Regions from separate parts of the Homo sapiens genome. Here all the other regions are linked to region 2. Evidence: chromatin loops called from intact Hi-C (ENCODE). Cell type or tissue: mammary epithelial cell. All regions are shown on one strand.

Evidence for each region. Hi-C counts contacts between places; a loop is a spot of excess contacts. Peaks named below come from ENCODE experiments on the same cell type or tissue, not always from the same donor. Only the 100,000 strongest peaks of a DNase experiment are listed, where the experiment ranks them.
Region 1: it touches region 2 in a loop (4-fold over the local background); 3 of 110 quality-filtered maps call a loop at or near these places.
Region 3: a loop joins it to region 2, with 5 times the contacts of the local background. A loop is called at or near these places in 3 of 110 quality-filtered maps.

The regions. Positions count from the first base shown.
Region 1 is chr1:7,262,558-7,270,557 of GRCh38, forward strand. The region is part of intron 5 of CAMTA1 (calmodulin binding transcription activator 1); the gene reads left to right. Among named protein-coding and RNA genes, the nearest start is that of CAMTA1-IT1, 98 kb to the right of the region's middle. In mammary epithelial cell, no CTCF peak of the experiment used is centred here; DNase peaks (open chromatin) are centred at 3,344 and 3,624; H3K27ac peaks cover 2,240 bases.
Region 2 is chr1:7,398,099-7,406,098 of GRCh38, forward strand. All of the region lies in intron 5 of CAMTA1 (calmodulin binding transcription activator 1), which reads left to right. Among named protein-coding and RNA genes, the nearest start is that of CAMTA1-AS2, 12 kb to the left of the region's middle. RefSeq lists enhancers at 3,333-4,532, 5,154-5,654. In mammary epithelial cell, no CTCF peak of the experiment used is centred here; DNase peaks (open chromatin) are centred at 3,953 and 5,403; H3K27ac peaks cover 1,801 bases.
Region 3 is chr1:7,468,078-7,476,077 of GRCh38, forward strand. All of the region lies in intron 6 of CAMTA1 (calmodulin binding transcription activator 1), which reads left to right. Among named protein-coding and RNA genes, the nearest start is that of CAMTA1-AS1, 30 kb to the left of the region's middle. RefSeq lists enhancers at 2,513-3,057, 4,780-5,471 and a silencer at 3,033-3,182. In mammary epithelial cell, no CTCF peak of the experiment used is centred here; a DNase peak (open chromatin) is centred at 3,014; H3K27ac peaks cover 1,713 bases.

The sequences.
Region 1 (8,000 bases), 140 kb before region 2:
ACCTCAAAAAAAAGTCTTAAATTATAGCTTCCACCTAAAAGGTGGGCAGAACGAGGCTGCCTTGATCATTGCTTTACAGCTGGTGGGGTTGCTCTGTTCTCATCAAACTCATTTCCCCTTTGCAGGAAACTCCTAGGACACCCCTTCAAGGGACACCAGCCTGGGCGATGCCATTTCTTGTTGTTGCCCAGGTTGCTTCTGTCACACCAGCACCTAGCACAGTAAGGCTTGGTGTGTGTTTCCTGAATGACTGAATGCACGTCTGAGAGCTGCTGCTGCAGCACTTCTGGTGTCTGATGAAGGGTGGTTGCTTCCTCCCAGTGACTGAGCAGATGCGTGTGTTGACATTGGCAGAGAGGTCGGGTGCCAGCAGCCTCCTTCCAGGTGCAGAACCGATCACACTTGCCTTTTCCTGGAAGGCGGTTGGTTAAGTAAACCTTATTGAAGTAGCTCCCCTCCCAGATTAATGAATACTTTCAGACATGATATGAAATGTTTGGAAACGAGATGCGACACGGTATTTTGGCCGCATTTTTTTTTTCCCTTTCATAACACCTGGCAACAAGATTCTCAGGCTAAATACCAGACAAGTGTGCGCTTCATTATGTATAGTAACTTCGTCTATAACTTTTTTTAAGCCCTCCAGATGGAAGCATGGTATAAATGTGGAGAGGCTGAGAAGGGGAAATGGAAATAAATGCACTAAGAAATAAAGAATCTGTTTTTTATACTTTCTTTTGCAAATAGTGTTTGCCGTGACATATTGTGAATGGACTGAATTATAACAAAACCAGAAATGAAACAGAGCTCGGGGGTAGGGAGAGCAATTGTTACACTTACTTTAACTGATATAATGCAAAGCAACGCTTTTTACACTCAATTAGTTTGTACATTGTGTTGGACACAAACCAGAATGCAGAACATTTTTGGGTTTTGTTTTTACATGATTAAGGGAGATGAGATGAAATAAATTCAGTGAATTATCCTCCGTTTCTTTTAGGTCTGAGATGTTTTTGTTCTGTTGTTCCTCACCCCTGGTATTGAGTGCATAACCCTTTTTCCCGGGTGTAAGGAGCTAGAGAGCCCAATATTTGAAAGCCCAGAGATCTATGGGCTTTCAGTAGAGTTCCTTCTTCCACTTTAGGGCCATCTTTGGCTACATAAACAAGGACACGAATCAGAGCTATTTACATCTGGCATTTTACCATATTCTGTGCTTAGAATATCAGAAGAGGCTAGCAAGCATGATCGAAGCCAACAGATGTTAGTGAGCATTTAGGCAGCAAAAGTATTTCCAAGGCTGTATATTTCAAGATCCTTGCTTAATTCATTTTGCTTAATTATACTTTCTTGAATTTTTAATGCTCCTAATATGATAATATTAAGAATTGCAGTGTGTGGTTATGGATTGCTCATTTCAATATATGTTAGATATGAGGGGATGTGTGGGTTAATGCTGAGAGCCAGGAACAGATGAACTTGGGGGTCAGCTCAGTGTCTTTCCTGTGCACAGCTCTAGTTGTCTCCTCTGGGAGGGGCCCAGGAAGGGCCTGGATGCTCCTGCAAAGGACGCTTCTGCAAAGGATGCAGAAAAGCATTCCTCAAACTTTCATGTGCAGACAGGTGCCCTGGGGATTCTGATTCAGTTGGTCTGGGTGGGGCCTGAGATGCTGCATTGATAGCAAGTCCCTGGTGCAGCTGATGCTGCTGGTGCCACGGATCCTACTTTGTGTTGTGGAAGTGAAGTCAGTTGTATTCTACAAAGGCTGCTGATCAACAAGTACCACACACAATGGAAGAGAACAAGTGCCTGCCGATGGAAGCCATGCCTGTGATACCTGGCACATGCAGTTTCCTTCTGGCGCAGGAGTTGTGGTCAAGGACCTTGGTCAGACTCTTGTCTTTTAAAAAGATCATCCCTGCTTTCATGTGTGCAAAAGGAAAGCCACGTGTGTAGAGCACTCGGTGATTCTGTGTTTTGTATTCAAAACCACAAACACTAATAAGAAAACAATAGGAGAAACCTGTTAGGTATAATATCCAATTATAATTATTTTTACTCCAAAAAGCACATCAAATAAATAATGCAGTTTATGTTACTTCTAGAAAATGCGGCAGCGTTAGTTAATTTACATAAATTATACAACTCATTATCTTTGTTTATAAAAAGACTTAGCAATATTTTGGCTTATGGATCTGAAAGGGGAAAAAATATCGCAGACTTCAGTTCAGTGTAATTTTCCTTTCCTGCACGGCCACCTTTTTATTTATTTACAGAAAGAGCATCTGTTTGACAGATCCCCTTAGGAGTACTGCCCTTTCCTTTTGATGAATAGAATGCCTTAAGTTTGACTTTTGTTTATAAAAAGCCAAATAAATACAAGTGAATTAATCCAAGCAGCAAGAGAATGCTCTGAGTAGCAGTCGCGGCTTCCTTGGCTGACACCAGGGCCTGCAGGGGTGGGGAGGGAGCCTCAGGGGCCAGGGAGCCGGGTTTTTCTGGCCTCGTGCTTGTCTTTTCTGCTGCAGAACTTCTCAGGCAGCCTCGAGTTAGATGTGCCAGTGCCACCCACTCAGGGTCAGCTCCTGAGCAGGTGAACTGTTCCTGCGCTGTCCCAGCCAGCAGCCATGAGCCACATGTGGTGGTGAGTCCTGGAAATGTGGCTCATCCAAGTGCCATGAGTGTGAGACCCACACAGCTTTTCAAAGACCTAGCATGAAAAGAAGCCACTTTTTATTATTTTAGCTTTTTAATTTTTTTTTTTATTTGAGACAGAGTCTCATCTCACTCTGTCTCCGAGGTTAGAATGTAGTAGCACTATCTCAGCTCACTGCAACCTCTGCTTCCCGGGTTCAAGTGATTCTCCTGCCTCAGCCTCTTAAGTAACTGGGATTACAGGCACCTGCCACTATGCCTGGCTAATTTTTGTATTTTTAGTAAAGACAGGGTTTCGCCATGTTGGCCAGGCTGGTCTCGAACTCCTGACCTCAAGTGATCTGCCCACCTTGGCCTCCTAAAGTGCTGGGATTACAGGTGTGAGCCACTGCACCTGGCCAAAAAGAAGCCACTTTAAATAACCCATTAATATTTTTGTGGATTACATGTTGAAATAATAGATAAAATATATTATTAAAATTCATTTTTCCTGTTTCCATTTTACTTCTCTACTGTTGCTACTAGCAAAGTTTAAACATGGCTTTATTATATTTCCACTGGACAGCCCTGGGCCTGCCCTAGACTAACAGAGAGGCTGGAGACCTAGATTACTCTTAATCACACCCATTACCAAGACTCTGATTCTTCCACTGGTCCTGCGTCAGGCTCTGACTCATAATGAGAAACAGGATACGGCTCAGTGACAAGGGTAGGGCTTGTTTGATGGTTTGCTTGGAGACTTGAAAGGCACCTGGGAGAACAACATAGTGTAAGAAAGTGGAGCTCTCTTCCCTTGACAGTACTTGGCTGTTGCTTCTAGCTTAAATATTAAAGTCTCTGCTGGTGGATGGAGGAGCCCAGCTCCCAGGTTGTTTCAAAGTGGAAACTGGTGAAGCCTAAATTTGCCTTCATTGCTTATGCAGATCCAGTAGATTGGCAAGAGAACAAGCCTGCCCCGAGGCAGGTCTGCAGAGCGGGGGCGTGCTTGGCAGAGGAGGGAACAAGGAACATGGTTCAGTTGCGGCCAGACCTAGGCCTGGCCATGTGCCAGGGTGCCTGGACTTTGGACACCGGTGTGTTCAGAGTGTGATCTGATACTAGCAGGACTTCTGGCTGGGAGCGCCACTGTGGGTCCACCACAGGGACGGCCTGGGACCCCAGAGCCCTTTCCCTCATAAGACTTGGGAGTTAGAGACAAAGGGATGTCTGCCATTTATCAGTTGATGGTTAATAATTTAATTCTTCCCTGCATCCATTTATTGAAGAAACATAAGTCCACGATGTGCCACACTTTGCTAGGCACTGGGGATACAGTAATGCACAAAACAGATAGGTTCTTCACCCTCTCGAAGCTCCCAACTTGTGGGAGCGGGGAAGAAACAGACAGGACAGAGGAGTGCAAGAAGTCCCTTAGGAGCCCTGAGAGAAGGACTAGAGGACAGTGTGCAATGCATATGCCTAGATGACAAGTAGTGGCCAGGCACTGGCCCTTGGTGACGGAGGAGGCAGGAACATTTGGCCTGTGACTAAGGGAGGAAAGGCCATTGCTGCAAAGAGCTGGGCAGGGCTTTCTTGGGGACAGGACAGTGGATGCCCTAAGGCTGGAAGGACCTTGGTTGCTCTACTGCCAGAAAGGGATCTGTGGGCCTGGAGAGCAGTGGACAAGGAGGGGGCGCGGTGGAGGGGCCAGGACCCAGGTGGCACAGCAGGATCAGCTGTGGTATAGATCTTGGATTCTGTTCTAAGTGTCATGAGAAGCCACTGATGGGATCGTAGCAGGGGTCTGGAAGGCAGTGGGGGAGGTTCTGGACAGGTAACTTTGCTTTATGCTGAGTGATGCTGGATATGTCCCTTAGACCCTCTGGCTGTTGGCTTCTTCATCTATGGAGTGGAAAGGCTAAGAGAGTGGAAGAGAGGTGGGCCAGAATGTTCTCCGAGGTTCCTTCCTATTTAAAAGTGCCATGATTTGGAGAGATCCCAGTTTTTTTCCCTTCTTGGAGTAGAGTTACCTTTATGGCTTCTGGGATGGATTTTAGATGGCTTCACAGTGCCAGCATTTCTGTGAAGTCATCAATTCATATCCATGAGTTCTTTGGCTTCATAAGATAAAAGAAGACAGAATGCACAGGACTGTGTTGGAATTGCCATGGAGTGCCTAGGTTTTCACTCAGCAGTTCCATGGTGAGACCTGTGCATTGGTAAAGTTTTAGGAGCTTTCTGGGTCAATGATTCTGCACATCAGCAGGATTGATCCCCTGGAGTTTGTGCCTCTATTAGGGGACTAAGAGGGCCCCTGTAGCCAGAGGCTCCAGAGGCTCTCTGTAGCAGTGTGCCAGATGCCTGTGACATACTCCATATTTAACTGTTCAGACCTACCAGCAGGCCAAGGGTTTTAGTTCAGAGATTCTGAGCACCTCACTTTGCAGCTGGGGAATCTGATGGAGCTCACAGAATAAACAAATCTGTGGTAGGCTGAGGGGCCCTGTGATGGGCTTTTGTCACATGCTGATGAGTCATTTGCTGAGATGGCAAAGGGATTGGTTGTCATGAGGGCTGCTAGTGAACATTGGGATCTTGGGGCCCTGACACAGCTGGTGAGCAACATTCTGATGCATGTTCCCCTGCCCCTCTCAGTGAGGAAGCCAGCTGAGCATCTGCACAAAGCTTAAGAACCCAAGGGGTAGAGCTAAGTGCTAATCTGACTCCCTCTTGGACACCTATAAAAATGTCCAGAGGCTTCCAATGGCCATGGCAAAGTAACTGGTAGTGAACTTATCATCCCACCCAAACCAACTAGAACACTGGACACAATATAGGAAACAACTATTGTTGGATAATGGACAGCAGGCAGGAAGGACTGTAATATCTAAGAGGAGGAAATAAACAAGCTCTGGCTTTCTGGCTGGAGGCATTTTCCAGACAGTGCATGGGGGTGAGTGGCAACCAGGCAGAGTACAGCAGTGTAGCAAAGTTGAGGAGGTGACAACTAGAGTTTGGGGAGGCTGAGACAAATGGAATCCATAGGGTAGAGTGCTGAAGAGTACAGAGGAGAAGGGGGGGTCAGCAGAGAAAGAGGTCCAGAAATCTGGATAGAAGATGTCCTTGATTCTTTGGCTAAATACTAAGCTGTGTATGCATCATGAAACTGTATGAGGTTGGTCAAAAGACAACCACTGTGGGCCAGAAGCTAAAACTTCTCAGGGTTCACACAGAACTGGGAACCACTGTGAGCCAGAAGCTAAGACTTCTCAGAGCTCACCCAGAACTGGCAGATGTTCAAGTTCAAACTAGTCGGTGTGAAGAGATGCTAATGAACACCTGGGTATTCCACAGAGACCCCAGAATGATCACATCTTAATAATGGAGCTAAACTCTCCCTGGAGTGAAGACAACTCCAGACCTACCCTAACAAAGCGTATAAACAAATCAAAATGAGCAAGCTGATCTGCAAATAATGCAAGTGCCTAACAAAGCTAAATCCAAAATTCTTTAAAGTAAGACAACGAAATCCACACTCAACAGTATATCATTCACAATGCCCTGCATTCATTACTAAACATATAAGGAAACAGGAAAATATGACCTATATCCAGGAGAGAAATCAGCCAGTAGAAAGAGGACCCAAAATAACATAGATATGGAATTAAAAGACAAGAGCTTCAAATAATCTATTATAAATATCCTCAGCCATTTAAAGGAAAAGAAGAACAGAGTGAGGTGAGAACCATAATATATAAGAAGAACCAAAGAGAATTCTTTGAATTGGACAATACAATATCTAAAGTGAAAATGTCACCAGATGAGTTATCTATTGATATGTAACAAATAACCACAAATGTATCAGCTTAAAACAACACACATTTATGATCTCACAGTTTCTGAGGGTCAGGAATCCAGACATGGCTTGACTGAGTCCTCTGCATCAGGGCCTCTCACAAGGCTGAAATCAAGGTGTGAGCCAGGGCTGAGGTCTCATCTGAAGGCTTGACTGAGGAGGACCTGCTGCTAAGCATTCTTGATTGTTTTACAAAATCAGTTCCTTGACAGATGTTGGATCAAGGGCTTCAGTTCTTAGCTGACTGTTGGGCACAGGCCACCTTTGTTACCTTGCTATATGGACCTCCAATATGGCAGGTTGCTTCATCAAAGAGTGCAAGCCAGAAAGATAATAGAGAAAGTTTGCTAGCAATATAGAAGTCACAGTTTTTTGTAACCTTATTACAGAAGTGACATCTCATCATCTTTGATGTATCCCATGAGTTGGAAGCCAGTTATCAATATGCCCAGAATCAACAGGTTGAGATTACACAAGGGATTGAATACCAGGCAGTAGATTTCATTTGGGGTCATTTTAGAGTCTGGTTATCGCAATGGGATTAATACCAGATTAGACACAGTGGAAACAAAAGATAAGTGAACCTGAAGATAAAGCAACAGGAACTGCTTAAACTGAAGCACTCAGAGAAGAAAGGTAGGGGGAAAAATAATAGAGTGTGGTAGAGTATCAGAGAACTAGAGAGCAACATCAAATGATCTAACAGACATATAATTGGAGGCCCAGACCATGAGGAGTGGGTGGCAGAAAAATAGTTGAAGAACAGGTGGTCAAGACTTTTCCAAATGTGATGAAACTAAAGAGTCACAGATCCTAGAAGCAGGAGAAATACAAAGAAGAGAACATCAAGAAATATAATCAAGTTTGCTAAAAACCAGCAACAAAGAGGAAATCTTTTAATTAGGCAGAGAAAAACACATTACAAAGATAAGAATTACCACTGATTTCTCATTACAAACATTGCAAGCTGGAAGACAATGCAACATCTTTAAATTGCTAAAAGGAAAAACCTAGAATTCTATATTCAGTGTGCATATTCTTCAAGAGTGAAGGTAAAATAAAGACATTTTTAGACCAAAAAAAGTGTTGCTAGCAGATCCATACTACAAGATATATTTGCTAGCAGATCTATACTACAGGATTTATATATATACACATATATATACATATATACATATATATACACATATATACATACACACACACACACACACACACACACACACATATATATATATATATATTTTTTTTTTTTTTTCTTGTGAGATGGAGTTTCACTCTTGTTACCCAGGTTGGAATGCAATGGTGTGATCTCGGCTCACTGCAACCTCTGCCTCCCAGGTTCAAGCGATTCTCCTGCCTCACCCTCCCGAGTAGCTGGGATTACAGGCACCCACCACCACGCCTGGCTAATTTTTTGTATTTTTAGTAGAGAGGGGGTTTCATCAAGTTGGCCAGGCTAGTCTCAAACTCCTGACCTCAGGTGATCCGCCTGCCTTGGCCTCCCAA
Region 2 (8,000 bases):
ACTATTATTGTATTGCAATCTATCTCTTCCTTCAGAAGTTAGATATAATAATATTGCTCTCTCTCTCTCTCTCTCTCTCTCTCTCTCTCTCTCTCTATATATATATATATATATATATATATATATATATATATATATATTTGCTTAATATATCTGGGTGCCCCAATGTTGGGTGCATGTGTATTTATAAACATTATATCCTGTGATGAATTGACCACTTTATTATTATATAGCGAGTGTCTTTTTCTCTTTTTACAGCTTTTGATTTAAAGTCTGTTTTATCTGATATAAGTATGGCTACTCCTGCACTCTTTTATTTTCCATTTGCATGGAATATCATTTTCCATCTGCATGGAATATCATTTTCCATCCCTTTACTTTCAGTTTATTAGTGTCCTTACAGGTGAACTGAATCTCTTGTAGGCAGCACATAGTCAAGTTGTGTTTTCTTATCCATTCAGCCACTCTGTATCTTTTACCTGGGAAACTTAATCCATTTACATTGAATTTATTCCATAAGTTGGTGGAATAAATCTATCAATTTATTATTGATAGGTAAGGACTTACTCCTGCCATTTTTAAGTGTTTTTTGGCTCTTTTGTACATCCTGTGTTCCTTTCTTTCTCTCTTATTGTTTACCTTTGAGGTTTGGTGATTTTCTATAATAGTAAGCTTTGATTCCTTTCTCTTTTTCATTTGTGTATCTGCTATAGTTTTTTCCTTTGTAGTTACTACGGGGTTTACATTAACAATCTTAGAGTTATAGTATACTATTTTAAGTTGATAATAACTTATCTTTGGCTACATTTAAATATTCCAGACTTTTACCCTAACCACTCCCCCATTTTTAATTTTGTTGCTTAATTTATATCTTTTTATATTTTGTGTTCCTTAGCAACTTATTTTAGCATAGTTATTGTTGATCATTTTGACTTTTAACCTTCTGCTGTAGTTTGGATATGTTTGTCCCTCAAACCTCATGCTGAAATTTGATCCCCAATGTTGGAAGTAGGACCTAATGGGAGGTGTTTGTATCATGGGGGTGGATCCTTCATGAAAGGTTTGGTTCTGTTCTCATGGTAATGAATGCGTTCTTGCTCTGTTAGTTTCTGTGAGAGTTCCCCCAAGAGCTCATTGTTTAAAATAGCCTGGCACCTTTGCTCTCTCTCTTGCATTTATTTATCACCAAGTGATCTTTGCACATTCCTGCTTCCATTTTCCTTCCTGCCATGAGTGGAAGCAGCCTGTAGCCCTCACCAGAAGCAGATGGTGATGCCATGCTTCTAATACAGCCTGTAGAACCATGAGCTAAATAAACCTCTTTTCTTTATAAGCTACCCAGCCTCAGGTATTCCTTTATAGCAACACAAAAATGGACTAAGGCACCTTCATACTAGAGGTTTGAAAAAGTATGTATCATCATTACAGTAATATAGTATTCTGAATTTGATAACAAATTTATCTGCACCCGTGAGATTATGCTTTCATATGTTTCACAATAGTAATTATTGTTCCTTTACTTCTGGTTGAAGTACTCCCTTAAGTATTTCTTGTGAGGTTGGTCTAGTGGTGATGAATACCCTCAGCTTTGCTTGTCTGGGACAGACTATTTCTCCTTCATTTCTGAAAGATAGTTTTGTTGGGCATAATATTCTAGGCTGGCAGGTTTTTTTTCTTCCAGCACTTTGAATATATTATCCCATTCTCTCCTGGTCTGCAAGGTTTGTGCTGAGAAATCTGCTGATAGTTTAATGGGGATTTTCTTATAATGACTTCATGCTTTTATCTTGCACCTTTTAAAATTCTCTCTGTCTCTGACTTTTGACAGTTTAATTATAATGTTCCTTGGAGAGGACCTCTTTGGGTTGAACCTGTTTGAGGTCTTTTGAGCTTCATGGATCTAGATGTCCATATCTCTATCAAGACTTGGACAATTTTCAACTATTATTTTGTTAAATAAGATTTCTGTGCCTTTTACCAACTGTTAGTCCTCTGAAAACCTCATAATGAAGATATTTGTCAGCTTAATTGTGTCCCACAAGTCCTATAAGCTTTGTTTACTCTTTTTGATTCTGTTTTCTCTTTTGTACTGTGGGTTATTTCAAAAGACATGTCTTTAAGTTTAGAAATTCTTATTTCTACTTGATCTAGTCTGCTGCTGATGTTCTCAATTACATTTTTAATTTTATTCATTGAATTCTTCAGCTGTAAGACTTTGTTTGGTTCTTTTTTTATATACATCTATCTCTTTGTTGAATTTCTCATTCAGATCATGATTTGTTTTCCTGATTTCATTGAATTCTTTACCCATGTTCTCTTTTACCTCACTGAGTTCCCTTAAGATAATTATATTGAGCTTTTTCCAGGCAATTTGTAAATTTCTATTTCTTTGGGGTCAGTTAGTGGAGAGGTATTGTTTCTCTGATGGTGTCATATTTCTTTGTTGTTTTTTTTTCATGTTTGTTGTGTTCCTGCATAGATAGCTGTACATCTGGTGGAATGGTCACCTCTCCCAATTTTATAGGGTGGCTTTCATAGGGAAAGACTTTCATCTTCAGATATGTCCTAGAGTATACGTTGGGTAGGGTGCATTGGCTTTGGTTCCAGGTAGGCACAGTAGTAATCTCTATGAAGTTTCTTTTGCTGTATCAATATCAGTGATGCCTGTGAGTACCTCAGTGGCCTAGGCTGCTAGAGTTTGTGTGGCTGATCCACCCCACTTGGGTGCTGCTCCTGTGGAAGTGGGGCACCAGACTAGTTTGCATGCTGAGGGAGTATTTCAAGAGTTCTTTATATATTCTAGATACAAGTCATTTATCATTATGTGATTTGCAAATATTGTCTTTGAGTCTATAGCTTATCATCTTATTCTCATTTTATTCCCTTAATGTTGTGTCTTTCAAAGAATAGGTGTTCTTAATTTTGATGAAGTAAAATGGATCAATTTGTTCATTTATGAATTGTGTTTTTGGTGTCATATCTAAGCAATCTTTGCCTCATTCAAGATCACAAACATTTTCTATCCTTTTTCTAGTTTTATAATTTTATATTATGTCTATGATCTGCTTTGCATTAACATTTGTATACGGTGCAAGGTATAGATTAAGAAGTGTTTTTCTTTTTAATGTATGGGTATACAAATTTTCAGTACCATTTATTGAAATGACTGTCCTTTTTCCATTGAATTGCCTTTGCACTTTTGTTGAAAATCAATTGGTCATATATGTGTGATTCTGTTTCTAGACTAGTTCATTGATAACTACCCCTTTGCCAATTCTATACTACCTTGATTACTGTATTATTATGGTAAGTCTTGAAATCACGTAGAATGTCTTCCAACTTCATTCTTTTTCAAAAATTGCTTTGGAAATTCTGCTTCCTTTGCATTTTCATATAAAATTTAGAATTAGTTTGTTCACTTCTAAAAAAAAAAATCCTTCTGGGAATTTAATCGGAACTGCATTGAATCTATAGATCAGTTTGGGGAGAATTAACGTAACTATTGGGTCTTCACATCAACATGGTATGTTTCTCCATTTATTTAGGTCTCCTTTGATTTCTTTCATTAGTGCTCTCTAGTTTTCAGCATCCAGATCTTAAACATATTTAGTTTGATTCATTATTAACTTTTTTGTTGCTATCATAAATGATACTGTTTTTTCCTCATTTCCAATTTTACATTGCTGTTATATAAAAATGCAGTTTATTTTTGGTTGTTGTATATTGACCTGAGCTTAGGTCTTTATGGCTCCACATCCAGCTCTATGCTTCCCACTCCCCACCCTCTAGGCTGTTTCCTTAGCAGCAGGAGCAGCCCTGGGAACTAGGTTACTATGTTATGATCCCCATGCCTGACTCTGAGTCACCTTAAAGGAGTGAGTCACCAGCCTCTCTTGCAGTAGTTTTCCTCTCCCTAAAGCAAGGATTAAACCACTTGCTCTCTTATTGCTCCCAGGAATGTTAAAGATGAGTGACTAAGGCAGCAAGGGTGTCAGCACTCTGACATGAATAGTTTGACGTAATTGAGACCTGGTAGTTTTGTGGGTTTTTTCCTAATCCAGGTGTTATTGTCAATTACATGTTGGGAAAAAGAGATAAAGGTGGGATGAGTCAGGAGACAGCTGCTCACACTCTGTAGGTCTCCAGCGGCTTTCCTCCACCCTCTCACACAGCCTCAGAAGACCCCTGGTCCTCCCTTGTTTTGCCTACTCTCCCAACCCAAAAGTACCTCTTTCTCCCCTCACCTTTCTATTTTAACCATCTGAGAGATCCAGCTTGAGCCTTCCCTCCTCACCTTCTTCTGCTGCATGACATTACCCAGCACCTGTCAATCTCCCTGAGGCCATGATAGGCAGCACTGTCCCCCAGCTTGGGGTTAGATATCTGTCCCATCGCCCAAAAATATGAACGTGAGGAGGGCATCTTTTCTGTGGCCTGTCATAGGGCCCATTATATGCTGCAGTCGTGATGGGGGCTTAACAAATAAGTAAGTAAAGCCACGCTATGCTCAGGGTCTGCAGCTTTTCCTTCCCCTCCTTTCTTTGTGGTTTGCAGTTGTCTTGGGAGGGCCTTCTGTCTGGGTTTGACAGTGAACATGAGTAAAGTGAGCAGGGGCTTTGGCAAGAAGAGTGGTGAGCAGAAGCTGGTGGAGACTTGGGGGCTGCACAGGACCTAACTTTTGAAACTGAAAGCAAAGTCAAGTCTAAAATACATCACATTAACCCTCTTTTGGTCTGTCTGTCTCTTTCTCAGACAGTGTCCCTGCTGAGAGTAAGAAGTGTTCTCAAAGCCTTTTCCACAGCAGGAATGGGGCACGCGGGACTCGCATCCATTCATTCACAAAATGGTACCTGGTACAGAGTAAGGGATTAGAGAATATTGTTTGAATAAATGAACAAATGATTCTGCCTTATGTGCCAGGCACTGTGCTAGCTCTTTGGGACACTAAGATGAATAGAAAATGATATTAATCACCCAGGCGCGGTGGCTCACGCCTATAATCCCAGCACCTTGGGAGGCCTAGGTGGGGGGATCAGCTGAGGTCAGGAGTTCGAGACCAGCCTGCCCAACATGGCAAAACCCCGTCTCTACTAAAAATACAAAAAATTAGCCAGGCGTGATGACGGGTGCCTGTAATCCCAGCTACTCGAGAGGCTGAGACAGGAGAATCGCTTGAACCCAGGAGGCGGAGGTTGAACCAGGATCGTACCACTGCACTCCAGCCTGGGCAACAAGAATGAAACTCCATCTCAAAAAAAAGAAAGAAAATGATATTAATCCCCAAGCAGCTCATGGCCTAGTGAGGGAGGCAGATACAAACATATAAATAACACTCTGTGGGGAATCCCAGTGAGAGAGATCTCTTTAAGTGTATGTAGCGAGATCAGAGAGCGGAAAGTACCTCCTGGAAGATGTAACACTAGGCTTTCAAGAATGAGTAGGAGCTGGTCAGGTGTTAGTGAAGGGGTGAAGGGGAAGAGGCACAGGGACAACCTGAGTGTGGGGATGGGGAGCAGCATGGTGCTTTGGTGGTGCTACCGGCAAAGGTGAGTAGTCTGTGGTGTTCCCTCTGAAGCCGAGGACCACCACCAGCCCTATGGCTGCAGGGTCAGCACTGCACCTGGGACCATCTAGAACCTGGTTGATCTGGCATGGGAAGAAGTTGTTGAGTGATAACAGGTGCTGGCTTCTGTGCTGAGGCTTCCAGAGGTCCTCAGTGAATCCTCACCGCAACCCCCCAAGGGACGTACCAGGACTAGTCATTTTACAAGTGAGGAAATGGGTGCAGGGAGGCAAAGGAGCTTCCCCAAGGTCTCTGGCTTCTCAGTGGCAGAGTCCGGGCCCCTGACCCCTGCGGGATCCTACCTGCCTAGAGTGCTCCTGGAGAGCAGCGGGGAGGGATGCTGTTTACTGAACACCTTTTGTGGCTTGGTGCTGGGCTGGGCAGCAGATATCTGTGATCTCATTTTATTCTCACAAATATATGGGTGGGTGGTTTTATCTGCATTTTACAAGGGAGGACACTGCCCCATCCGATGTCACAGTTTTTGACTCAGAGATCCCCACTCCCGACACCACCCACACTCTTGTCCCTCCATGGCCCATTGGCCAACGAGCTCGCCACGCTCTGGACCCGTTTCTGAACCTCTTTCTGGGGTTGGCGCCAACTCCCGGAAGATGCCTTTGTACTTGCTTTTTCTACTCAGACCTCACTCTGGCCACTGAGCCTCTCCAAAAGCCTCCTCCAACACCCAACACCCTATTCCGTACAATTCTATATGCATTTGAAATGGGCTTCTGATGTCCTCTGGTGTTGGTCACCCCCAAGTGTCCACGAGAAGGTGAGCCCCTTTGGGCAGAGACCACCTTTTGTGCGGGCTTCCCGAGGAGAGTGGCCTGTTGCCACGCACAGAGCTGATGGGAAATGTGAGCTCTGGAGTTGTGGGGTGACACTGTCTATGTTGTATCGTTGCTGGAGAATTTGCTGGCCCAGGAGTTTTGGGGACCCTCTCCTCAGCTTGAGCTGCAGGCCCACGTCCGTCCCCTCACCCTGGCTCCCCAGGAGTCCTGCTGAGGGCTTCCTATAGGAAGCCAAGCTCTGAGACATGGAGCCACCCTCACCAGAGCCGCCTACGGGAAAGGAAGAGCCAGCCTCCTTTCCTTTGGGGCAGCTGGAAGACAATGTACAACACATTTTGAGAAAGTCTCTGCAGAACAAGAAAATTGACAAATACTTTCAGGTCTGTAGTCAAAGGAATCTGGAGTATGCTGCCTCCTTAGTTCATGACTAGCAGAAAATAAAAGGGTCTTTTTTTGTTTGTTTTTTGGGGTTTGTTTGTTTGTTTTTTCTGTTTTTTGTTTTTTTTAGTATAACAATGACTTATACAGTTGAGGTGAAGTGAAAATATCATTACAATAGAGGTGACATTAACTTGCTACCGATTGTGCCTGGTACTCATTGCAGGTAAGAGGTGAGCCATGCTGTTGGAGGCTGGTCTCTGTGGGCTAAGAGGTCCCCGGGCCTTCCCTCCTCCCTCACTTCCTGCAGGCAAGTAGGATGCGTCCTCCATGGAGTCTCTGCATTTTCTAACTCAATAATGGAGTCAGATATCCCGGTAGAGGACCAGGCTTGGGGGCCACAAGATGGGCCTAAAAGCGCATCTTGAAGGCCTAGTGTCACCTCCTCCAGGACTTCCTTGGTACTTCTCTCTCTCTGATTTCACTATATACACTTAGAAAAAAAGCTTTTCTTTTCTTTTTTTTTGGTTTGTTTGCTGTTGTTGTTATTTTGAGATAGGGTCTCACTCTGTCACCCAGGCTGGAGTGCAGTAGCACGATCATGGCTCCCTTCAGCCTTAACTTCTCAGGCTCAAGCAATCCTCCCACTTCAGCCTCCAGAATAGTTGATACTACAGGCATGTGCCACCATGCCTGGCTAATTTTTGTATTTTTTTTTAGAGACAGGGGATCACCATGTTGCCCAGGCTGATCTTGAACTCCTAGGCTCAAGTCATCTGCCCACCTTGGCCTCCCACAGTGCTGGGATTACAGGTGTAAGTCACCATACCCGGCCTGCAACAAGCTTTGATCTTGAACATGTGAGTTATTTTTACCAGGCCTCAGTTTCCTGATCTGTAAATGGGTATAACACCACACCGGGTGGATGTGAGGCTTCCACACACTGATAGGTCAACAGCAGTGCAGTGCCCTGGAGGAGGACCAAGCATGCCTCAGTGTTGAAAGAGTAACTAACTAGGTGCTGGCTGAGGACAGCACCTCCCCAGCTGTTGGGGGACAGAAGGGGGCACCGTTCTCGAAGCAGCTGCCCTGCTGTTGGGGATTTGGGGGATTTTGCTGTTGTGAGGGTGAGCCCTACCGTCTGCACCCCCTGCTCGGGCCCCGGCACTGCAGTGGGAGACTCACAGAACACTCTGGACAGAGGTTAAATGGTGAGGAACAGGGGTCCCCACAATGGCAGAGCTGGAGCTTCTGCAGCAGCA
Region 3 (8,000 bases), 70 kb after region 2:
TGTTGTCATGTGTCAGGAAGGGGAGAAGGCCTGGTGGCAGGGGTAGCTGTCACCCACTGATGGGAAATAAACCTAGGTGCTTCCAGCTTCCAAGGCGCCTCAGTTTTCTTTTGATGAGGACAAGAAAGAAGGCCGAGTATCCTGCCCTGAAATGCCTGTTGGCTGAAAGCTGTACATTCATTTTCTCTCATGGGTTAGTTACAAGGCACATGTGGAAAACAGGCTCCCGGAGGTTGCCAGGCACAGCTGGATTGATTGGGATAGCTGTGGGGAAAGGAGGAAGGAGCTCCGTAATCGATTTGTGATGTCTGCTGTGGCAGGGATGGAACAGGTTGTGGCTGGGCATGCTAGCCATTCCTGTGGGAGAGTGGCCTGGTGCCCAGATCTCTGTCCATGGTGTTTGTGCACAGCGTTGCTGAACCAGGGGTGGGTAGGTACGGGAGGCCCACCTGGCCTCTTGCCCTCTGGGGATCGTCTGCCAGCTGTCTTGCCTGCCGTGTGGGCGGGAAGGTCTGAGGGATCCATGCAGTCGGACTAGACATAGGTCCTTTTCAAAATGCATCCTCTGATTTGCAGCTGTTCTTGGTAGAACCCATTCCCCATGGCCTGCCTCTGTCACCCCAAGTTCTTACTGTTGCCTCTACCCAGGAGTTGCTGCCTGAGGCCTTTCCCACCATGGTTCTACTTTCTGTTGTTCAAGGCAGCAAACCCCTGGACCTTGATGGTTTAGGGATCTCTCTGACCTGGCGGGGGTGTAGTTGGAGGGGCCTGGCAGCTGGGGAAGCAAGTCCCCCAGTGCTATGACACAAGCTCAGGGAGAAAAGAGTCACACATGCCACGGAGTGCAGAGAGGCTGATGGCCACAGGAGAGCTGGTCTGGAAGGTGCCCACAGGGCCGGAGCCATGTCGATGTGGAGGCCGGGCTCAGCCTAGACAGGGCCCTCTATCCATCGGCTCTGCCCAGCCCCAGCCTCCAAACCCTTTCCATTCTCCCTCAGTTCCCAGAAATAGCCGTCTGTTGTTCAGCAAGTTCAAATGATGCCCGAGACCATCCGGGGACGTGCTGATTTGCAGAGGCTGCTTCCCAATACCTCACCCTGTCATCAGTTTCCCTGGCTCTGCCTCCCCTGGAGGCTGACGTGCTAGCACCTGCTTTTCTAATTGCTCAGACCTGTGTGCTTGAGGAGGGGAGTTGTCACATGGTCATGGGATGAGGCTTTTGGGGTCTTGTTACTAGGAATTGGTCCCAAGGTGTTCCACCCCTTGGCAGAGGGTTTTCTCCTCTACCCGATGAAGGGTGGGGTTCCACCCGAGGCCAGAGTTCTGGCGGCTGAGTCAGAGTCAGAGCATGTCCTTGAGTCCCCAGGGACAAACTCTGGCTTCCCAAGAAACACCATTTATCCAAAGCAGCCTGCAGCCCTGTACACTCCTTCCTGGGCCTCCAGCCCCATGGGTCTGGTTTCTGCCCTTTTCCTTTTCGGTTTCATGCCCCCTGGTCAGAACACCTCTTTGGCCATTGCCCTCCTGTCGGGGCAGCACCTGGAAGCTGGCATCCTGCCAGCAGCCCAGCCACCCGCTCCTCCAGGCTGGTCTGCTCCTCCAGGCCTTTTCTCCTGCACCCACGCCTCCGCCTGCCTCCCCTCATTCCATCATGCCCTTGTGGCTTTTTAATTCCACTAAATTTACTTTCCTGGAATCAGACACCATTGGGCAGCCACGAGGTCTGAGCTGATGACTTCCCAAGCTGCATTCTGCTCATTCCGGGTCCCTCCTAGATTCAGCTGCTCCTGTTCCTCAACTCGGGCCAAGCGAGGAGAGGGGTCCTGCTCTCTGCCCCAGCCCTCCCTCACTGGCGCTCCTGTTTTCCAGCCTCCGTATGCTGGAGGCATACCTGGACTGATTCATGTGTGTCTGGTTCGTTACCTCCCAGCTGGCGGGGAAGTTGGAGTCTCCCCGAAGGCCAGGATGGCAGGACCAGGCTTCTTCATGGCCGAGCTGGGGCCTCTTCATCTTCTCTGCCCAAGCCTGGGGGAGCCATCCCTCCCCATCCCTCTCCTCTGTGTCCTCCAGCATCAGACTTGTTTCTGTGATCAGATCACAAAGAGGGAGCGCACACAGGTGTAGGGGGTTCCTGCTCCCCCAGGTCTGTGCGGGGCAACAGCAGGTTAAGGAGCTAAGGCCAAAGCAATTAGCACAATGCACGCCCTGCTCGGAGCCCAGAGCCTATGTGGCAGCCGGTGCCGCTCAGGGCAATTTGTTCTGGTGCTAATTACAACACCAGGATAATGATGCTGTGGCCAGGTTTAATTTCTCTGATGTTAAATAGGAAAGAAGCCATGAGTTACTGGCTCAGATGGAAATTGGCTCAAGTGTGTCTCTGACACCAATTACCAAGAAAAAGGATTAGGTGGGGTCCAAGGTGTCAGGGCAGTGCCCATGTTGGGAGCTGAGGAAGGAGGCTGCTCAGATGCCAGCCCCGAGCCAGCCTGGTCCTCTGAATGCAGGAGGCACTAGGAAAGGGAGTGATGGGCTGGCCATGCTCTCTCAGCCCCCTGCAGGGGGTGAGCCTTCTAGAAAGGTAAGGGCATTGGAGGAAAGAGGGAGGAAGGAAAGGAAGAAGTGCTTCTGGAAAAAGGAGACTTTCTCCAAGGAATAGCACCCACTGCCCCACCTTTGTAGCCTCAGTTCAGTGGCCGCCTCCTGCCGGCCCACTGTGAACTCGCTCCTGCCCTCTGAGATGCTCCAGCTGATGTCACCCAAGGCCACTTAGCACTTAGTGGGCACGTCTGCCTATGTTGGCCTCGATTTTCCTCTCCAACTAGTCAGCTCCCAAGGGAGAGACATGAATTCCTGTCTCCCCTGAGTGCCCAGCCCAGAGCCACAGCCACCACAGGGCAGGAGCCAGCATTTGGGAGAGCCATGTTCTGCTGTGGTGACGTATCCACCCCGGGGCGGGAATGAGCAGGCCTCGCAGACTCGGGGCCTGGAGCTCAGGATTGGTGCCAAGATTTACAGAGAAGGGCCTGAGTTGACGTGGCACGTAAGCTTCTGAGTCATCGGGCTTTCAGGGGAGGGTGCTACCTCTCTGTCTGTGTCTGTCTGTCTGTCTTTCAGGCTCTCTGTCTCTCTCTGCGTCTCTCTCTGTCATGTTCTCCCTCCCCATCTCTCCATTGCTGACAAATATTCTATTAGGCTATGAGCGAGGAGACGGGCAGGGAGCCTCTCACAGGCAGGGCACTAGAGCCCATGTGGCCCATAGGCTCATAAAGCCATTGGCATGACCAGTAACCACCATGTGAGGTCACCAGGACAGCTGGGGAGGGACCAGATGACCTGAGCTCAGCCCACTCCAGCTGGGCAGGGCCAGAGCCATGACCTGGAAGAGGCCACCTCTTCCCCTCTGCTGGTGGCACCCATCCTCAGCATTGCTGGGGGCTCTGTGTCACAGCTGACAGGGCCTTCAGGCTCCCCTGAGCCTACCCAGTGCATTTTCTAGAAGGATTTCTGAGACCCAGCGAGAGCAGGGCCAGGCCCAGGTCACCCAGTGGGTCAGGGGAGGAGCAGGCAGTGCTCCGTTCTCCCGATGCCTTGGCCTCTGCCCCTACCGCCTGATGTGGGTGTCACTGCAGCCGCAGGACCCTGAGCCTCGTGAGGTAGAGGAGGCATGAAGGGGTGAGCTGGACAGAGCGGTCCCTCCTGTTTGGGATTTTCTGATGGTTTCGAGGGGTAGGCAGCAGAGGTTCAGGGCCCCCTGACCTCCTCATGTGCCCCTTTCTCCTGGTCCTCCACCTTCCGTCCTTCTCTGCATTCTCCGCCTGCCCCCGCAGGGGACCAGGCCCCCATTCCAGGCCAGACTTCCCTGCAGATTCTGTATGGCTCATTTGGAAACTATTTCTGCTTCTAATGAGTGTTTTCCTTTGTGCCCTTGTCCTCTAAAATGCTTAATGACTGCTTTCCGTGCTCGAGTGAAGCGGGGGTGTGTCCCCGCATGGCTGCCATTGCCAGGCCGGAGCTGTTTGGCTGCCAAGCCCGGCTTGCTTGGGTGGAGGCAGCGGGGGGTCCTTCCTGGCCCACGCTGGCAGCACAGACCAAGCCTGTGGGGGCAAGAGCACGGCTGCGGGGAGACGAGGACCCTGGGGCCTTAGGAGACCACAGGACAGGGTGGCAGTGCAGGTCGGGGCTCCCACATCACTGGAACAGGCAGATCTTTGAGCCTGAGTTCTAGGAGTTGAGCTCCTTGGGGGACTCTGGATTCAGAGTCTGAGGAGCTGGATTCCAGCTCTGCCTGGACCTACCTGAGCACCAGGAGCGGTGACCATGCCACTGGACACCTCTGGTGCTGACTCCTGGCTGGGCAGTGAGCCTCCACCACGCACCACACTTCACCTGGGAGAAAACAGCCTCCGAGAAGCTCCACAGTTGCTCAGTCAATAGGGGGCAACCATCGCTGCCCTCCGCTGCCTCCCCTGGGGGCACCACCATCACCCCTGTTTATAGATGAGGCATTTGAGAATCAGAGAGATTGGGCACCTTGTAGCAGATCACGGAAGTGGCCAGAAAGTGGGACAGCTGCTGGGCCCTCAGCCTGGATGCTGTCTGCTTGCTGCCCCCACATGAGCCTTTGCCAGCCCTGGGTCCCCCTAGAAGTAGTGGGTGCAGGGCACAGGGGTGCCATCACCCCCTAGAGCAGGCACCGTGAGACTAAGCACCACAGGCATTGTGGCCAGAACAGAGCCCAGCCACAGCAGCCTCTGTGGCTGGTGCTGCTGAGTGGGGACTCGGGGCGGGGACAATGCCAGTTCACCATGGGGTTCACTCCAGGCGGTCCTGGCCCCAAAGGGCCCCCATGTCCAGGAGCGAAGTTGCCTTTACCTGGGACTCACCACCCCCCAGGAGAGGAAGAAGATGCCTTCTCCATGGGGCTGCCTCTGGGCAGGATCCAGGCTTCCCCACAAGGCCTGGGGCTCTGAAACCAGGTTCACAGGGGAGAGATGAAGCTCCAGATCCCCAAATCAGTGGGCCTTCCATCCCCAGAGTGGTCAGCTGCTTGTCCACCCTGGGGCTGAGAGCAGGGTTTCCTAGGGTAGTTCCCAGAGAGGGGAGAAGGGCAAGGCTGCAGGGAGAGGCCCTAGGGGAGATGCCCCGGTTCCACTCCTGCCCCAGGCCATCTGCCCTCCATGGGAGCCCTGCAGAGTTAGCCAGAACATGGATCTCTCCAGCCAGAGCAGGTCCCATTGGCATACTTGGCCTTTTGGCCCATAGGAGGAACAGCTGGGGCTGGGGCAGCTCCATGGCAGAGGGACCGGCAGTCCTAGAGCCCAGGCTCGGGGCTCCCCCAAGGAGGAGGAGGAGGACAAGTGGCCTCTCCAGGCTGCTACAGCCTCTGGAGTTCCATACTCAGGCCCTAGAGAAGCCACTTCTGCTCCTTGTTCAGGAGACCTTGCAGCCAACAGCCTTTTCAGCCTCTGCCCCAGACACAGGCCCTATAGGCCTCAGCCCAGGCATGCCCCCAGGGAGTCCTCCCTTCATGCTGCAGCCCTCAAGAGGGGCCGTGGGGCCCCCTCACTGCTGAAGAATCTTTTCAGAGGGACAGGCCCTGCAGGTCCCTGAGGGCAACTGAGTCCCAGGCACCCCCAGCCAACAGAGAAGAGAGTAGGCCGTGAGCCCTCCTGGCCCAGCTCCAGGGACCGTGGCACCTCATGGTGGGTCTGAGATGAGCCCAGCTCCACACTGGGGCATTAGTGTAGTTTTTCTCCACTGACGCCGGAACCTGGCTGTGGAACGCGATGGCCTCTCTGAGCCGACTGCCTCTGGCTCCCCAGGAAGGGTCCTCAGGATGTGTCTCTTCTGGGAGCACCAAAGCGTGCTGCTGTGTCAGGTCTAGGCATCCTGCAGGGTCCCTGAACCCCAGCCCCTGCCTGCTGCAACCACACAGGAGGCTGCCCTTCCGGGGCCACCCCCCTGGACACTGGGTGAGTGGATGGGCACCATCAGCCCTCTGTGTGGGGTGGGGTTTAGACCCGTCAAATAGTGGGGTTAGGATCACCCAAAGAAGCACCTATTAGCTGTGTGACACTGGGCAGTTTGTCTAATTTCTCCGAGTCTCAGTTAGCTCATCCATAAAATGGAGCCAACAGCAAAGAAGCAGCTATTAGCTGTGTGACTCTGGGCAGTTTGTCTAATGTCTCTGAGTCTCAGTTAGCTCATCCATAAAATGGAGCCAACAGCAAAGAAGCAGCTATTGGCTGTGTGAATCTGGGCAGTCTGTCTATTTTCTCTGAGTCTCAGTTTGCTCATCCATAAAATGGAGCCAACAGCAGCATGGAATACAGAGGCTGTTGGAGGAGTGGAAGTCTGCATTGATGCCGTGCATAAAATGTCACCCAGTCCCTGGCACAGGGCAAGCATCCACGAATGATAGCTTGATGCTGCCAGCACCAGGTAGACCTGTAAGTGGACATCCTGAATCCCGGAGAAAGCGTCTGTGACATCCCCACCCCATCCCTAGCATCCCACCTCTGCATTCTCTCTCCCAGAGGCGTTGAGCTAGGCTGAGCCAGCCCCTCCCAAAGCCTGAGCCAGGCAGGAGCCCCGCTGGTACAGGCAGCCTCTCTACCCTTCATACCACCCTCTTCTGCAGCCCGGACAGAGAAGGGAGCAGAGGCTACACCAGGGTGGTGCTGTCATTGCAATAAATGTCCCTTAGCCACCCAAGAGACTTGATGTCTATTTGGAGAATGAGCAGCTCTTTGGCAACCCAAGTGTCTCCCCAGAAGTGCAGCCTCTCCCCGCACCCCACTCCAGGACCATGCCCTGCAGCCCTCAGGAAGGACTGCCCTGGCGGTGAGCTGTGAGCTCGGTCATGGAAGGGACTGCAGGCCAAGTGGGACACCCTGAAGAGTATGGCCGCGCTCGCCCCTCAGCCCGTGGCCTCCTCCTGGTGGTGGGGACCTCTCCACCCGGATGAGCTGGGCTCTTCCCTGGCAGGCCATCTCTAGGAAGCACAAGCTAGCTTAACAGGATATCATTTCTTTCTTTCTTTTTCTTTCTTCTTTTTTAAAAATCTTTCTTAAAATGGAGAATATTATAGCTTCATAAAAAATACCTGAGCTTTTTGCTCAGCAACCATTTTTATGTTTCATCAGGGTGAAATAGAAATGGCTTGGAAATAAAGCCTGACGGCACTGGCTCTGTACCTGGGCCTTCTACTGCCATCTATCGCTGGGGCAGGGCTCCACGGCTCCCACCAAATGAGGCTTGGCGGGGGGGATTAGAGCAACAGGAGGCCTTGCTGTCAGGCTGACACTCTGCCCCAAAGAGGACATTTGGACCCATGTGCTTCAAGGAAAGGAAGCAAGTCGCTCCCTGAGGGGTCCTGGCCTCCACATCTGGGCTCAGCAGGGAGGGGAAGGTGTCCCAGGCCTGCCAGACCCTCTGCGCACCATCCCGCAGCCCAGCCCTGGTATCTTTGGTGTTATAAGCACCCTGTGTTACCTTCAGCCACCAAGAGTGGGGACGTGGCTGATGCCGAGGTGCCCCTATACACGCTCACCACCGTGCATGGCTCAGGAGACCACAGCCCTGGCCGTGCGTGACGGCCACTGAGCGCTTGATCAGAAACTTCAAGGCCTGGCTTTTGGTTCTCACAGCTACCCTGGGAAGGAAACAGGGCAGGGGTGAGTTCGTCCCAGTGTTTCATAGAAGAAGAAACTGAGGGTCAGGAAGAGAATAAGGGGCTCCAAAAGACATAGGGTAGGCAGGGCCCTGGTCCAGGCCCTTTAAACAGACGTGGTCCCTGTCCTGGGGGAGCCCACAGGCCACAGCGGCCAGGCCCAAGGTGCACACATGTGCAGTGAGCAGAGATGAGAAGGAAGAGCAGCTTCCAGAGCCTGGATGTGCTGGCCTCACAGGGACCAGTCCTGATGCCAAGAAGGGCAAGAGAAAGGTTGACCGACCCTGACATAAACCCCAAGTTTCCCCTGCCCTGGCCCTTGGCGTCC